2 separate regions of the Homo sapiens genome follow, and region 2 is linked to region 1. A link is an interaction called in ENCODE POLR2A ChIA-PET data of the cell type or tissue named here. Cell type or tissue: Panc1. All regions are shown on one strand.

Evidence for each region. ChIA-PET counts read pairs that join two places held together with the same protein. Peaks named below come from ENCODE experiments on the same cell type or tissue, not always from the same donor. Only the 100,000 strongest peaks of a DNase experiment are listed, where the experiment ranks them.
Region 2: POLR2A ChIA-PET joins it to region 1 with 7 read pairs; 2 of 35 experiments call an interaction of 5 or more read pairs at or near these places.

The regions. Positions count from the first base shown.
Region 1 is chr2:11,988,750-11,992,749 of GRCh38, forward strand. No RefSeq gene overlaps it. Among named protein-coding and RNA genes, the nearest start is that of MIR3681HG, 16 kb to the right of the region's middle. In Panc1, no CTCF peak of the experiment used is centred here; no DNase peak of the experiment used is centred here.
Region 2 is chr2:11,695,508-11,699,507 of GRCh38, forward strand. It overlaps a transcript of LPIN1 not described here. Among named protein-coding and RNA genes, the nearest start is that of NTSR2, 27 kb to the left of the region's middle. RefSeq lists an enhancer at 1,087-1,935. In Panc1, no CTCF peak of the experiment used is centred here; a DNase peak (open chromatin) is centred at 2,094; H3K4me3 peaks cover 427 bases; H3K27ac peaks cover 2,726 bases.

The DNA of each region.
Region 1 (4,000 bases):
GCACAACAATGTGAGAACGACGATGTCAAGCTTACTTTTGCAGGACAGGAGACTGAGGCTCAGAGAGGCTAAAATACTTGCCTAAGATCACACAGTCATTAGCGGTACAGCCAGGATCGGAAGCCAACGTTGTCTGACTCCAGAGCTTGCTCTGTTGTGTGTGCTCTCAACACTACATCTCTAATTCTCCACCCCTCCCAATCCCAAGCCTCTCCTTATTGAGAATATGGACTAAATCTTTGGGGGAAAATCCAAATGCTGACACCAAATCTAGAAAGAGCTTTCTTGGACTGGACTTTGAAGGAACATTTTTGGCTCAAACTTACACTTGGACCACATCTACTTCATCTTTAGTTAATCGGCTTCAGTGTTCTCATTTCCTTGTGTGTAAACGGAAGCAAAGTTGGACAAGGATGTCCGTGACCTTGGACCAAAGGAGACTTTCACTTTATTTGAGGAAATCCTTGTCTTCCTCCAGGAGATGAGAAGGAATCGGTCCCAGCCCAGGGAGATGGATTCTTTCCTCTGCTGCTCTGACAGCCATCTCGGCAACTCTCCCGACCAAACTCCCCAGGCTGTGGCGTGCCCCGCCGTGTGGTTCCTGTTGGGGTAAGATTTGGCTCCATGTCTCCCTCCACCCATTAATCTTCATTTTAGTTTGTTACTTATAAAGATACATCTTGAAACACTCAAGAAGTGAAGGAGGAGTTCCTCCCTGTCACAGACAGCATGCTTCAAGGATTGCTATTTCTTCAACCTGGCCAACTTGGATGTCAAAGTGGACATCCTCTGGGAGGAAACGGCCTTGGAATTTTTCCTTGCTTTTCACTATGTCCCCCTCCCTATATCCAGATTTGTCTAAAACAGCAAAACCCATTTTATTATTGTGTCTATGACCAAGAGGACAGGGATGCCTTTTGTGGCCCCAGAGTTGAGGGATCCCTTGACCTCGTGGTGATCCCAGTGACCATGGTCCCCACACCATGTGCCTCAGCCTGGCTGCCCTGTAATGTCCTCTTCCTGGAGCCAGTGCACTTCCACTCAACCCAGCAAGCTCATAGGCAATTTCCTGGGCAGCAAATAGTTATTATTACTCAGATTTTGGGACAGGGTTCTTGTCCTTGGGACCCACCCTACCCTCACACCTTTGTTAAATGGATATTGCTACTGGTAGTTACCTACTTATTTTTTCCTGCGCTTCTGTTTTGGGGAAAGTCAGATAGGGGAGAGGTTCTGACCATTGGACAGCTGGTTGAAAGAATAAGCATTCCTTAGGAAGCGGAGAATTCTTATCTTGAGGGAATAAGAATCCTGGTATAATGCATTATCTAATTTTGACTTTCAGGAAAATGGCTTCATGGGGGCCAGAAAAGAAAGGAATTAACATTTACTGAGCTCCTGCTATTCTATTAAGTCCCTGTGTTCATGGCCTTTGCTATCTACTTTATTTACATTTACATTATCTTATTTAATTTCTGGCAACCATAGATTTTTTTTTTTTTTTTTTTTTTTTTTTGGTAAGGAAAATTCAGGCTCAAGGAAGGTAGCAGAGGTAAATCTGGGATATAATTGCCAGATAGCCCCAGCTTCAAACTTTATGCTTTTTCTGTCATTACACAAATCTGATTTTTTTTTCTTTCCTTTTCCAATTTTGTATTTTAGGGAAGTTCAATTAATCAGTACTTGTTATAGAAAATTAGACTTACTTTTCTGTGGTTTCATTAAGTTGATTTAAATTATTGATTGCCACAAATTAGAATAAACCATTGGGATTTACATTACCTTGTTTATTAATTCACCAATGTTTATTGGACACCTGCTGTTTTCAAGAAACTAAGAATAAAAAATAAGACCTCGTTACTTTTCTCAAACAGCCCAGAGTATGGCCTCAGAGACAACTATGTAAACTGCAATATATTAAGTGAACAGAGAAACGTGTATAATGGTATAGGATTATGAAATAGGAAGTGGTTAATTCTGGCCTGGAAAAGTCAGGGATGGCTGTGGTGACATTTTATTAGGTTTTAAAGAATAAGTAGGAGTTTCCTAGACAAATAATTATTATTGAGAAGGATAGTTACAACACATATGATAGTGTGAACTTTCAAATAGGATTGCGTATGAGAAGGCCAAGCAACATCCATTGTTAGTCTACCAAGATGTTTCACAAGGCAGTCAGTATCAACGAGAATTTTTCATGGTGTAAGGTCTGATCTTTAGCCTTGTTATAAGGGCAATTCACTAAGATTGTGTTCCATTTCTTGGTGCAGACTCGCATTAACCAAGCTCATAAGGCTGAGGTAAAAACCATACTTCCAATGTGATATAGTCTGGATATTTGTCCCCATCCATATCTCATGTTGGATTGTAATCTCCAGAGTTGGAGGTGGGGCCTGGTGGAAGGTGTTTTGACCATGGGAGTGTATCCCTCATGAATAGCTTCGGCCATCCTCTTGGTGACAAGTGAGCTCTTGCTCTGAGTTCACATGAGATCTGGTTGTTTAAAAGTATGTGACACCTCCCCTGACTCCTCTCTGTCTCCCTTGCCCCTGCTCTTGCCATGTGACATGCCTGTTCCCCCTTTGCCTTTCACAATGATTGTGAGCTTCCTAAGGCTTCATCGGAAGCTGAGCAGATGTCAGCACCATGCTTCCTGTGAAGCTTGCAGAAGTGTGAGCCAATTAAACTTCTTTTCTTTTTTTTTCTTTTTTCTTTTTCTTTTTTTTTTTTTTTGAGACAGAGTCTCGCTCTGTCACCCAGGCTGGAGTGCAGTGGCCCCATCTCGGCTCATGGCAAGCTCCGCTTCCCGGGTTCCGGGTTCATGCCATTCTCCTGCCTCAGCCTCCCGAGTAGCTGGGACTACAGGCACCTGCCACCACACCCGGCTAAATTTTTTTTTTGTATTTTTAGTAGAGTTGGGGTTTCACCGTGTTAGCCAGGATGGTTTTGATCTCCTGACCTCGTGATCTGCCCACTTCGGCCTCCCAAAGTGCTGGAATTACAGGCATGAGCCACTGCACCCGGCCTAAACTTCTTTTCTTTATAAATTACCTAGTTTCAGGTATTTCTTTATAGCAGTGCAAAAACAGCCTAATACATTGCATATTAAATTAGAATGAGAGACATATCTGTCACACTGGCCAAAATATTTGCACTAGTCAAATAGCAACTTCTCTTCTTGTGGGCAAGTTACATGGGAAAGTCAATGATAGTATCAAAGTTCCTTGGTGAAAATGCATTCAGAGTATGATTATATACAGTTAGATAATTTAAGTGTCCCATGGCCCTGTGCTCCAGTAGCCTCTTCCGTCCGTTTTTGTAGTTGAACTAAATTTGCCGCAGAGACTGCAAGGGTTGAGCCCTTAGACCTGCTTCTTCCCTGGCCATTGCTGATATGCTGATATGGGCACTACTCTGTGCTCTTCTTACTCTGCTTCCAGGAATGACCAGGTGTCCTGCTTAACTTCACCTGTATTAATGTCTCCAGTTATTAATATAATAGCTTGGCTTTCAAGCCATTCTCTGTTTTTCAGTTAACTTTCAACATCTCGGCTCTGAGCTGGTGTCTCTGATACTGTTATTAACTCTCTGTTATTAACTTTACTTCCCTAATTTCCAAGTTGTTGGCAACCCTCACGACTGTTCCCCTGTAGAGATAATATCTGTGCTGCAGGATTTATGGAAAGACTGAGACAATGCATGGGAAAAGAGCCCTGTGCTGGGCAGCTGGTTAGTTCATTCTGTTCCTTTCTTTCCAAGGGTGGAAACTGTACAAATCCTCTCCCTAGATCTGTATCTCACTGGTCTCAGAAGACAAGGTTAAATTACTAAATCTCCTCTCTACTAAGCCTAAACTGTGGAGCAGGGAAAAGACTTTTCCCCCACTTTTAAGAGACCTTTTATTAATACTAGTAATGATCTCTGTGTTTGGGTCAGCAACTTCAATTACATTTTATAGGATCTTAGAGCTGGAGAGCATCTTTCTCAGACCTGTGCCTGT
Region 2 (4,000 bases), 290 kb before region 1:
AAGAGAAGGCATCTAGAGATGCAGTCAGGGTATGAGGGGGAGGGGAGGAGCAGATTGGTTAACTTCAGGTTCTTTCCTCACATGGGTTAAAGCAGAGGGGATCTCCCTATTACGCCAGCTTAGGGTAGCTGGGCCCCTTTTGACTGATTGCTGTGAAATTCTGTTTTTTTGTTTTATTTTTGTTTTTGCGGGTGGCCAGAGGGAAGCTGGCCTGTTTAAGGATTTGGCTATCATCTCTGTCTTGATTTATTGGCAGTTCAGATCTCACAAGGAAACAGCTTAGGTTTTGGTTTGGTGAGTGGAACCTTAGCATGAGTGACTCCATTTTGGGTTGGTCTGTTGGGACCTAGTGCAGGAGCTCAGTCCAAATCAGTATCCTCCCATAGATTTTTTTGACCACTATAAATGTGGTCTGAGTTTTGAAGTATAACTGATAAAACATGTTTCTCCTCTCTACCCAGTGGCCAGGCCCTTTCCCACTGCTGTGAGGTCGGCAGCATCCTTCACCATCCTATGGCTCTGACAGTTGCTGACTCTCCTTTTTTTTTTTTTTTTTTTTAATTTTACTTTAAGTTCCAGGATCCATGCGGAGAACATGCAGGTTTGTTACATAGGTATACGTGTGCCATGGGGGTTTGCTGCACCTAATGACCCGTCCTCCAAGTTCCCTCCCCTTACCCCCGCCCCCAAACAAGCCCCAGTGTGTGGTGTTCCCCTCCCTGTGTCCATGTGTTCTCATTGTTCAATTCCCACTTATGAGTGAGAACATGTGGTGTTTGGTTTTCTGATGGGGTTGCTGACTCTCGAATGAGCTGCTCGAGGGAAGGATAAGGTGCAGTTCATGCCAGAATCCCCAGCTTCCCATGCAGGCTGGGGACATAGTGGGTTCTCCTGAAATACTGGGTCACTTGAATTTGATATGATGTATATATATTCACCTCTAGTCCATAGGTACATATAGTCTATATATTAAAAAGACATTGGATTTTGACTTAAACTAGATGTTTCTCAAGCAGCACCAAGACGGTGCTAGAGCCTGGGTTTGGCCAGAGAATTGGGTCCCGGTCAGAAGTGAGTGGGGATGGCTGGCGAGCAAGGTGTCTGTAGGGCAGCACAGGATGTCTGGTGAGCAGACAGCAAGCTTCTGTCCTGCCCCGAGTGCTGAGGAGCGAGGTGACTGCCTACATGGTGATGCAAAGATTTGGGCACGCTTCCGGCTTTCAGGCCAAACAACTCCTCGCTTGCTCCATGGCACCACTGATCCCAGCAGTGGCCCGAGGGAGCTCCTTCCTGCTGCTTCATGCTCTGACACTTTGGGGGGCTCCTTTCCCCACCACGTGGGTCTCCTGTCAGCCTCGAAGTGTCCTGCGCCCCTCCCTGGCTACGCCCAGGTGTGCCTCCCCTGGCCGCACCTCCTCTGTGCTCCTGCGTCTCTCTGTTCTTCTTTAGAGTGGTTCTGCACGTCAGCAGCATCTGTGGTGTGGGCCTGGGACCCTTCAGAACAGGGGCTCCTGCCCAGCCTCTGGGTCCCCCACCTGTGGCCCAGGGAAGGCTCTTTGTTCCTCAGCCCCAAGCTGTATCTGGTGAGAACAGATGCGTAGTCCCGGAGCTCAAGTTCTGGGAAGGGCAGTGCCCTTTTCTGTGGGGCCCTGGGCTTGTTCTGCATTGTTTCTAAGAGGAGCTGCCACTCAAATAGGCAGCCCTGCAATCGGAGGGCTGCGTGCTCCCCCTGATCAGCCCCCAGCTGCTTCTGGATACAACCGCACTACCCAGATGCTTCCTGGCCTCGCCCAGCTCTTGTGCTCCTGGCAGCCCTGAGCTCTGTCTTTGCTCCAGGCTGGAACAGCAAGCAAGCAGCTCCTGGTGGCCTGTGGCCAGTGCAGGAGGAACAGGAAGCAGCCCCCGTGGGCCACTGTGGGGCTGCACCAGGAGCTGTGCTCGGCTCCTGCTTCTCCCTGGTTTGGCCTAGAAGCTGGAAGTCTGCCCGAATCTGTGCGTCGTGTCTTGGGAATTCATCCCTTCCTCCCTAGCACTTGGGTGCCCAGTGCTTGCTGAACCGTGGTGACCTGCTGACTCCTTCCCTTGCCTGCCACTGGTAGTGACCTGGCCTGGGGACAGGGAAAGGACGCCCATTCATTGGCAGGGTGAGTGGAGAAGTGCTTGGTGGGCTGGTTTTGCAGCCACTGAAAACCTGAATCACACTGAGTCATCCTGTTGGCCTTGCTGGTGTGTGAGTGCTGGCAGAGTCTGGGTACCAAATGCCCCGGGCCTTGTGTCCTTCCCCATTTACAACCCCCTCCTCCCCATCTCACCAGGCCAGGGAACAAGCCCTACCGCACATTACATGGAAGCGAGTGTGCTCAGAAATGCAGGTTCTCCCGAGGGGCAGCCCTCAGTCACAAGCCAGACTAGTCACGCACCCCCGGCTGTGGGTGGCTTCCTGACCCAGAAGTGCCCAGTTTTGCCTACAGTCCTGGTGGAGCCGGTGGTGGTCAGAGAGTTTCACTGTCTCCAGCGCTGTGTTGTCGTTTCTGTCAAGCGATGGGCCCATTTCTGTCTAGAGCCCCTCTCTCAGGTCCTGATCCTGCTGGGATGTTGGTGTCTGTGACCCAGAATAGCTCAGTCAGGGGTGTGCGGGGCGGCTCCGGTGGCCATCCTCACTTGACGTCATGGCAAGCCCTGACTCAGGCTGTCTGTTCTCCCCTGGCCGGGCCCAGATGAGCCGCACGTGGCCCTCATTCCTGACAGCTTTGCTGCAGGTTGCAGCTGTCTCAGGAGACCAGATGCTTTGGGAGAAGGCACTGGATGTACTTGAAGTCAAGGGGCTGTGTCCGAGTTCTGTATTTAAAAATCCTCTTTAGAGTCAAGGCTTCTGTGACTGGCTGCCACGTCCTACGCCTCTTCCGGGAAACGTAGGAACAGCACACAGTAGCAGGGACAACACCACGTGGCTCCAACAGTTTCAGAAACAGCTGTTTCTTCATGTTCCTGGTGCTATTTCTGCAGAAGAACCCACTCACGTGTGAGCTGGTGGATCAGGCCCAGGTTGTTAAAAGCTGGTCTTCTAGATTGCCCGACACCATGCCTCTGAACACGGAGTGAATTCCTTTCTTCCGCGTTATGAAATACACAGTGTTTTTATCAGGACTCCCGCTGCTGGGCACTTCTATTTAAACAGAATAAGCTTTGTTGATTAGGGTCCTTCTCATGTGGAATCTCTGGTATTTTGGACGAGGTCAGGGCTTTGCACATTTTGTGAGCAGAAGGTGGGTCAGGGAACTTAGGAGTCTAAATGATGCCTATCAGCTGTCTCTCTGGTGTGTCAGCCTGAGCCAGTGGTTGGCCTTGGGCCCACTGCCTGAGCTCACACCCTGCCTGTAGAACTTGTGCCTCCTTCAAATCAGCGTCCCCTTTGGGGAAAATATATGGAGGCCATGAATCAAGCTTGGCCAACCAATGGTCCGCTGGCCGTATGCAGCCAGGGATAGCTTTGAATGTGGCCCAACACAACTTTGTAAACGTTCTTAAAATATTATGAGATTTTTTGCAAAGAAACTCAGTTTCTTCAATTAAAAAAAATGCAATTTTATTTTGTTTGTTTAGCTCATCAGCTATTGTTAGTGCATTTTATGTATGGCCCAAGACAATTCTTCTTCCAATGTAGCCCAGGGAAACCAAAAGATGGGACACTCCTGCTATAAATCAGTAACGGGTCCTCAGGAACTATTGAACCCCCATTTACATGCAAAATGTTTGTACTTGTTAAAATAAATCCACATAAGGACCTTTCTAGGGAACACTTTCTTGCTGAGGATAAGTCCTTACATGTAGTTGAAAACAGTGAGATATGTCATAAGTTGATGTCAGGGTCGACCCACAGCTTAGACTTGACCGGCGCCCTGATGTCAGCGGGTATGGGTATGGAGTCCCTGGGGGGGGCGTGCGGAAGAAAGAGCAGAACAGGGAGGAAACAGACACCAGAACGCTCACCTTTTACGGT